Linked DNA regions of Homo sapiens: regions 1 and 2 are each linked to region 3. Evidence: chromatin contacts called from ENCODE Hi-C or POLR2A ChIA-PET data. All regions are on one chromosome and are shown on one strand. The core of a region is the stretch at or near the end of the contact, and the rest is flanking DNA. Distances in the headings are between cores, read along the strand shown.

The links. Hi-C counts contacts between places; a loop is a spot of excess contacts on that map. ChIA-PET counts read pairs that join two places held with the same protein, here RNA polymerase II (POLR2A). Pooled maps may share reads with other maps.
Region 1: a loop to region 3 is called in a map of IMR-90, with 10 times the contacts of the local background. The contact joins two enhancer-like sites. A Hi-C loop is called at or near these places in 3 of 168 maps with a recorded cell type or tissue (IMR-90, esophagus muscularis mucosa and spleen) and 3 of 50 pooled maps. POLR2A ChIA-PET finds 5 or more read pairs at or near these places in 1 of 52 experiments (BJ).
Region 2: a map of IMR-90 shows a loop between it and region 3 (3-fold over the local background). The contact joins two enhancer-like sites. A Hi-C loop is called at or near these places in 11 of 168 maps with a recorded cell type or tissue (A673, Caco-2, GM12878 and 8 more), 18 of 37 single-sample maps with no recorded cell type and 15 of 50 pooled maps. POLR2A ChIA-PET finds 5 or more read pairs at or near these places in 2 of 52 experiments (GM12878 and PC-3).

What each region holds. Positions count from the first base shown.
Region 1 is chr11:28,962,011-28,964,710 of GRCh38, forward strand. All of the region lies in intron 1 of LINC02742 (long intergenic non-protein coding RNA 2742), which reads left to right. Among named protein-coding and RNA genes, the nearest start is that of LINC02742, 61 kb to the left of the region's middle. Within about 2 kb of position 1,326, at least 2 of the 41 ENCODE cell types and tissues checked have a DNase peak (open chromatin) inside an H3K27ac peak, as active enhancers do; they include IMR-90, where a contact is called at or near this core.
Region 2 is chr11:29,327,800-29,330,574 of GRCh38, forward strand. No RefSeq gene overlaps it. Among named protein-coding and RNA genes, the nearest start is that of LINC02755, 270 kb to the right of the region's middle. Within about 2 kb of position 1,397, at least 2 of the 41 ENCODE cell types and tissues checked have a DNase peak (open chromatin) inside an H3K27ac peak, as active enhancers do; they include IMR-90, where a contact is called at or near this core.
Region 3 is chr11:29,158,440-29,161,192 of GRCh38, forward strand. No RefSeq gene overlaps it. Among named protein-coding and RNA genes, the nearest start is that of LINC02742, 260 kb to the left of the region's middle. Within about 2 kb of position 1,297, at least 2 of the 41 ENCODE cell types and tissues checked have a DNase peak (open chromatin) inside an H3K27ac peak, as active enhancers do; they include IMR-90, where a contact is called at or near this core.

The sequences.
Region 1 (2,700 bases), core at 76-2,575, 200 kb before region 3:
TCAGAGTGGAGACAAGTAGAAAATTTAGGGAAAAAAAAAGATCAGTGAAGCCAGTGACAGGGAAGAATTATAAAACTTCACATGAATGGCCTTGACAATTATGGATCATTTCAAATCAATGCATGGTAGGTTATTTTTTTCTTCTTGTTTTTCTTCAAATGGAGATTTTTCTAGAGTGGTTCAAAAACTCATATAATCATAGAAAATAAAATATTCTTAAAGAAGTAAAATGCAGGGGGCCAGCATGGTGGCTCACACCTGTAATCTCAGCACTCTGGGAGGCTGAGGAGGGTGGATCACCTGAGGTCAGGAGCTCAAGACCGTCCTGGCCAAACCCTGTCTCTACTAAAAATACAAAAATTAGTCTGGTGTGGTGGCAGCCACCTGTAATCCCAGCTACTTGGGAGGCTGAGGCAGAAGAATCACTTGAAACCAGGAGGCGGAGGTTGCAGTGAGCCAAGACCGTGCCACTGCACTCCAGCCTGGATGACAGAATGAGTCCCTGTCTCAAAAAAAAAAAAAAAAGACGTAAATGTGGGAGAGATCATGATCAGCAATTCAAGTATGTATTAGTGTCATACCTCTTATTGGAAATCTGAGCACCTAAGGGTAATATGGCACAACGCACACACACACATACTCACAGGAGTCAGGGTGAAAAGAAAGACATAAAGGTGGCATTGTTAAGTGATTTATAGTCTGCCTGATCAGGAAGTGGTATGTTCAGAGCTTTCCTAATAAGGATTGCAAAGGCAGCATCGCAGAAGTGAGAGGTAGTAGGAATGGCGAACTTTAGCATGTGCTGAACGTAGCATTCAACTAAAATCAGAGGGTTTGATAAATATTATCTTGAAAAAAAATCATTGAAATTAGCCACTTGGGGTAATTCTGATAATCAAGGAGAAAATGATTAAAAATATTGATGATAGGCAGCTCTTAGTAGGAAGGTCATGATATATTGAAGATTCATACAGCAAGGCAGAAAATATTGAACATTACTAGAAGATATTATCCTTATGAAAATACATCATAAAAATATAAAGTATTAAAAAATATGTTCTGGGGAGGGCAGTCTTAAAAAAGTAATTTAGTTCAAGATTATTTAGAGATTTGACAAAATTGATTTGTCATTATAGATATACACAGTCTAATGCAAAGGAATGTTTTTAACTGATCAGATTTTAAAAATAAATAATCTAAGGTTGGAAGGAGTTAAATACAATTAAAAATATGGGAAGGGCTTAAACAATGTCAAGAAAGCAAAGCTAGAAGAATTTGATATTTTCTTAGCATGAAGCAAACAAGAAGATGTTTTGCAATCATGTTTCAACTGAGACAGTGAAGAAACGTAGGATTGCCTGTGGGAAGATGACATAGTGCTTAAAAATGAGAAAAAAGAAAGTAAAATGAATCAGTTCTTAATCATTGGTAATGATCTTTAAACACATAAAAAGAGAATATTTCACTAAGGAGAGAATGAGGCTCAAGTTGTGGGGTATTAGGAAATATCAAGTTCATAAGTTAACTATTTTGGGACCAAGGGCTTGTAAGAACTAGCAGAAGACATGGAGAAACATTGTCAGTAATCTCTGAAATAATTAAGGAGAAGAGATGTAGTGAAGAAAACAGGGAATTGGAAAATGTGCAGATGTTGACAGAAGGAGCATGCATTACTAAAATTGCACTTCTGTAAGTTTGATGCTATTCCCTGGTGATGTTCTCATCAGCATTTTAATGTGTGGTTGGTATACTTTAGGAAAGCAGATAGTGATGGCTATGCATTTACACTGAGGAAGACTACAGTTGTAAGAAGCTATAGAGAGGCATGGTAACTAAACCTGGGTAATGCATGCTGGGCAGCTTCTTTCCTCCTCAAGCTCAGTATGTCCAAAACTGCAATGTCCTGCCTCTTTTCTTTCTGCATCATATTGATGGCATTGACATCTTCCTAATCAATGAGGTTAGAAAACAGGGTGGCATTTGTCATCTTTCTCCTCCATTTTCCACATTTCCCCATCTAAACACTGAAAATCCCCAATTTTATATCCTAAACATTTCCCGTATAATTTTCCTCCTTCCTTCTCTGCTCCCCCCAACTTCTCTCATAATCACTGTCATTGAATACTGCTGAAGTTACCAAACAGATATTACTAGTTTCATTTTTTTTTTGTCTCTCAAAGCCATTATCCTCCTGACTGACAAAGGAATCAGCCTAATATGCAAATCTGTCCTCGTCTTCCTCTTGGAGGTCACCTTCAAAGGGTCCTTATTGCCTCAATGACAAATTTTAAGTTACTTAATGTGAAAGTAGTGACTTTCATCACTGCCTAATGCTTTGGATTCAATTTTCACTATCCTCTGCCTCACATTTATATTCCAGAAATATCAAACTGTATATATTTCTCTACACATAGCTTAGAGGATTTTGCTCTGTTCCTTGCACTTACAATAAAGCAAGTTGGACTATATTAGCATTTGAGCTCTGGAGTTAAAGGGTCTGGTTTCAAATCCTTGCTCTACTACTTATATGACAATATTCACTTATTTATGAAACCTCAGGTTCCTCCTCTGTAAATTAAGAATAGTGACATCTTTCTCACCACATTATTTGGAAGTTAAATGAGATCATGCTTGCAAGATGCAGAGTGCAGTGTCTGGAAAAGAGAAAATAAAATAGCATCTCTGTCTTCTCTGCTTAGA
Region 2 (2,775 bases), core at 147-2,646, 170 kb after region 3:
TTGTCTCAAAAAAAAAAAAAATGTTACTCTTATGGGAGGGTGGAGAGTAGCAAAGAACCAGGTCAGAGGCCAATACCATCATTCTGTCAGGAGATAGTGGTGACAAAGAACCAAAAAACTATCGGGACCAAAGATACAGAGACAGTTTCCCCTATTTCATAAACTCAACTATAAGGAATTTAGTATTTTGAGTTGACTCACAATAAAATATGCTTTCTAAATTTTAGTTCATTGAGAACAAAGGACTGTTCGGGAATCTTTGACAGTCAGCTCAAGGAAAATGTAAAAAGTTGGGGAAAGAGTGGCTGTAAAGTCTCAGAAAACCACATGTGGCATTTGGTTGAAGGAAGTATAAGCAGTGCACGTAGGAACTGGAAGCTTTTCAGATACCTATACTGTGTATCTTTCTGAGTCTAAATTTTTTTCTCGCATATGATATTTTCTTTGTACACATCCCATTCTTCTTTCTGCAGACTGAATTCCTCTGCTTATTCATAAAATTAGTATCCCCAAACTTCAAATTCTTTATGGCTTTGGTTTGCCAAAGTGAAGCTCCTACTTTGACACGGGGTGCCTTTTCAACCCTAGAGCCTTCTTCCTTCTGGATTCAGGCTTTTTGTCTCCTGATCCATGTTCTCTCAGGCCTCTGGATGGGTAATTTCAGTCTATGGTTGCTTTCCACTTACTTCAAGTATCCATCCCAGAAACAATTCATTATCACAATGGGAGAGTTTGGTAAGCGTGATTGCTCATTTTAGAAGCTGTCGTCAAATTGGATTAATTTAGAAATGAAAGCTAAGCCTAGAAGAAACTGAGTTCATATCACAAACTTAAAAAAAAAAAAAAACCAACTTTTACACTTAGAAAAACTAAAACAAACAAAAATTGAGTTTCCACACTAACCAACACCACCAGAACAGAATATAAAAAAGGCAGGTCAGGCTTAATAACTTACCTCTTAGCTTCTCTGATTAAGCAAGGCTTGAGCATGGGAAATCTTTGGTCCATTTTGTTCTGTTACATTTTCTAATAACCCACAACCACCTAAGTTATGAAATGCTATAAAACAGAATGTTTATTCCCACTTTCAGCATTCATATATCATCTGCTCAAAGCTAGACTTTAAAGTTTGGAATGTGGAGAAGACACGTGCTTTATTGGTCTGCGGCATTCATGTTTTCTGTTGACACCATCACTCTTGAAAGACGGAGGAGAGAAAATGAGACATCACCTCTGGTTGAGTGGAATTCAATTGCAGAGGACCATGGCTGCGGAAAGCTTACAAAGTGCACTCAAATTTTCAAATCTCTGGACTTTCATGTGCAGGTAGACACTCTGGAGCCATCTAGTGGCATAACATCATTGAAATGAGAAGAGCCAGGGTTGAGAATTGACGAAAAGTCCAAATGTAACTCCAGTGTAATCTAGCATAGTCTCACCCACATGGGTCATGATTTCAGGAAGGTAACTGATATGGCAAATGCCCTGGTTCTGGGAAGGAAACTGACAACCTATGATCCTGCCTCATTCCCTGTGACTGCAGTTTCTTCTAGCACTGTTCCTACATGTGCATCACCTGGTGACCTAGTTGGAGTGGAATTTATGAGCAACAGTTATTTTAATGAATCTGTTAGAAACAAAATACAAGACTGCGTTTAACCACTGCAAATTGTAACATGTCAGTGACTTTACCATTGTCTCTTAATTAGCTCCACCTATTTTCAAATAAGCAGCTTGGGGCCGAGATAGAGTTTCAAAGCGTTATTCAATGGTTTTAAGTTGTTAAGCTAGTGCTTTATTTTGACTGATATTTATGGGGCTGGAGGAATAGAAGAACTGGAGGCATTTTTTCCTTTCTCTAAAACTGAAAACCAATTCTCTCTATGATGATTTAGACTGGAGCTAAGATATAATACTTGGAAGAGGTTTTCCTTAGAAAGTGCACTACTGCACTGACAGTGACTTTCTATTCATACCACCTCATTTCTTTTACTTGGTAAACTAAATTAAGCTCTAGGACACTTGTTCTCAAACTTGAACATGCATCAGAATCAACTAAAAACCTGTTAAAATGCAGATTGCTGGGCTTTATTGGAGTTTCTGCTTTAGATAGGTCTGGAGTAATGTTCAAGAATTTGCATTTATAAAAACTTCCAAGGAGATACTGATACTGTTGTTGGCTGAGGGACTGCACTTTGTAAGCTATTGCTGTGGAAAATTAAGGCATGGATGTTCACCTTTTATTGTTTTACTGACTCAAAGACAAAGCCGAAACACTCTTTCTGGCCTTCTCAATGAGCAATAGGGTTTTATGGCAGGTAATCTTTTATTTTTTAGAATAGATCTGGTTCTTCAAATGAGATCCTTCATAGAAACTCAATGTATAAGACAGGTAAAAATAGAGCTCCTTTGATTAATGTGAAGGTGAGAGAACAGCACCTCTTCTGTCTTTCCTCATAAATTTCCATAGCAGATACCGGCACCACCTCAGCAGAAACTGGGAGCCAGCATAGAGCATGTTGAAAACCAAAGCGGGTATTACTATCATTGCTGACTCTTTAGCTCCCTCTTACATGGTCACCAGATGCTCAGAAGTTTCTGTTCATCATCCAGATTGTTCCATTCCAGCCTCAAATTACTATTTTCTACAAAATTATTGGTTTGCCCCTCACTGATATATTCCACTGGGTTCGGTGCAGTGTAGTTATAATATGAATAAAAGAGTGTGCATTGTTCTTTTCCAGATAACTCTTGATTACAGAATTTGTTTTGTAA
Region 3 (2,753 bases), core at 47-2,546:
TTTCTAAAATGTATTTAGAGCATATTTGTCTTATGCTGAATAATCCCCACTGTTTTCCCATTGTACTTGAAATAAAATTCAATTTATTTGCTATGGCATATAAGGTCCTACATAATGTGACTCCCTTATATACTTTGATCTCATCTCAACTTCTTTTACTAATTTTATTAGTTATCTATTGCTGTGCAACAAGCTACTTTAAAATATTGCAACTTAAAAGAATGCACATTTTTTTATCTGCAATTTCTGCAAAGTAGAAATCTGGGCATAGCTTAGCTGGGTCTTCTGCTTTGAGGTCTCTCACAAGGCTGTAAACATGTCAGGCAATACAAAAGTGTTACCTGAAGACTCAGATGGAGAAAAATCCACTTCCGAGCTCACCGACGTGGTCGTTAAGAGGATTCAGTTTCATAAGCGCTGTTGCACTGAGAGCTTCCATTCCTTGCTGGCTGTTGGCAAGAAGCTACCCTCAGTTTCTTGCCACATAGGCCTCTCCAACACGCCCCTTGTTTCATCAAGGCTAATGAGACAAGGGAGAGAGAGAGAATCCACAAGCAAGACAAAGTCAGCATCTTTTGTGACTTAAGTAGAAAAGGGACATCCTCTCAATGTTGCTGTATTTTATTGGTTACAAGATAGTTACTCTAGGGGAAAGCATGACACTAGGTCCTGAGTAACAACAGGTGGGGTCACTGAGGGCTATATAAGAGCCACCCTATCACACTAGTCTTCTTGCTGTTTACTGTATATCTGATCCAAGATTGTTAGAAAGCTGACTCCTTGTCATTTGGTAGGTCAGAGTTAATTGTGGAGAAGACCCAAAGTCTATAGAAGTGGAGTTGGAAATGGAGGTATATTGGGCTGATTGGCAGCTGGTAAGCTACCTGGGTGTGTAGGTGTGTCCGCAGATTGGTAAATTGAGTTAGGCTGGCCTGAAGTGAAGATTGCCAAATTCAACACAAGTGTGATAGTGAAAAATTAGAAAAGGAAATATTCATTAAATATCTTTTATGACTCAGCCACCATGTTTGTTGTTTTGCACACAAAATGTTTTACAAAATTATCTCGATGATATCATCCTAATCTTTTAAATAATGAAATCCAAGGCAGAGAGATTAAGTATCTCCAAAGATTACACAGTTGAAAAATAATTCAAACTCCTAGTCTTTCTAACTTTAATAACTGTTCATTTGCCACTGTCCCACAGTGGCTTCTGAGATGTCAGGGACTTCTCAGAGGAGCTGGTGGCCCAGGCTCGTGCTTTAGCTGGGCTCTCCTATTGAGCTTTCTCCAGGCTCCAGCGATGCTCCTTTGCATTCTGCTGCTCCCTTATGGCCATGACTGTAATTACAGCTAAGTTTACAGCCCTGGAAGAGGTTTCCAAGGGAGGGAGGCAGGAATCTGAAAGAACATTGGAGCATCAACCAAGAAAATAAAGAATTTGCAAATGAGGAAAAAAAGAGAGAAGAAAAAAGAGAAAAGAGGAGGAGGATGGGAGTTAGGACACAGAAGAGAAGGAGAAGAAGGAGAATGGTATGGTTTGGCTTTGTGTCTCCACCCATATCTCGCCTGCAATTGTTGTCTTCATAAATCCCCACGTGTCAAGGGTGGGACCAGGTGGAGGTAATTGAATCATGGGGGTGGTTTTCCCCATGGTATTTTTGTGATAGTGAGTGAGTTCTCAGGTGATCTGATGGTTTTATAAGTGTCTGGCATTTCCCTCTTGCACTCTCACTCTGTTCTGCCACCCAGTGAGGAAGATGCCTGCTTCTCCTCTGCCTTCTGCCAAGATGGCAAGTTTCCTGAGGCCTCCCCAGCAAGATGGATCTGTGAGTCAATTACACCTATTTCCTTTATAAATTCCCAATCTCGGGTATTTCTTCATACCAGTGTGAGAACAAACTAATGCAGAGGGAGAGCAAAAGCAGAAGAGGAGGGAGGGAGTTAAAAAAAAGAAAAGATTGTGGTTGGACTGCTCCAGGAATCAGACAAGTTTATTAGAAAAAAACTTTCTTCTCCGGCCTTATAGAATACATGAAAGCTTGATAGAAAAGCCGAGTATCTGCTAAATAGTGAGAGGACGGCCATGCCTCTTATAATAAAAGTATACTCAATAAAGCTTAATTATAAAATAATACCTGTAAATATAAAAAGTAAAATGAATTTTCATTTTATTTCAGATGCATTATTACATTTTATTAAAAGAAACCTGTGAAATAGGATTCTCATTATCCCTATTTACAGAAGGAGAAATTGAGGTTTGGGGAAATTTAGACTTGCCTTTTGGGTCACTCAGCTAAAACGTAGTGGACCCCAATAGTACTTCATATCTTTTCATGCCAAACTCTGTCTTTTGCTTTTATATCATATGTCTCTGTTGTACCTATCTTTCAGTTTTAAAGATTCTCTTAACCTACTGGTTCTCCCTCCAGGAGGTCTTCCGGGTTTCCTAGATCCTTTTTGGCTTCAGTTTGTAGTTGCATTATCTTAGTCTTTAAATTACAGGAATTGCTCAGGTACGGTACATTTTCACATCCAGACCACTAGTTCCATGCTTTTCCCACTCACAGATGATGCATACTTAGAACATTTGAGGTCATATTGCACAGACCTTTTAAAGAGAAGTATCAGTGAGTTTTTAAAAATCTATGTCTTTATCTCCTGCAGGTGGTTGTGGGGGGAGGGCACGTAATTGAGAGTTAATTGATTGCGTGTTTTCCCCACTAGAGTTTCATTACCATCCTACACTTCTA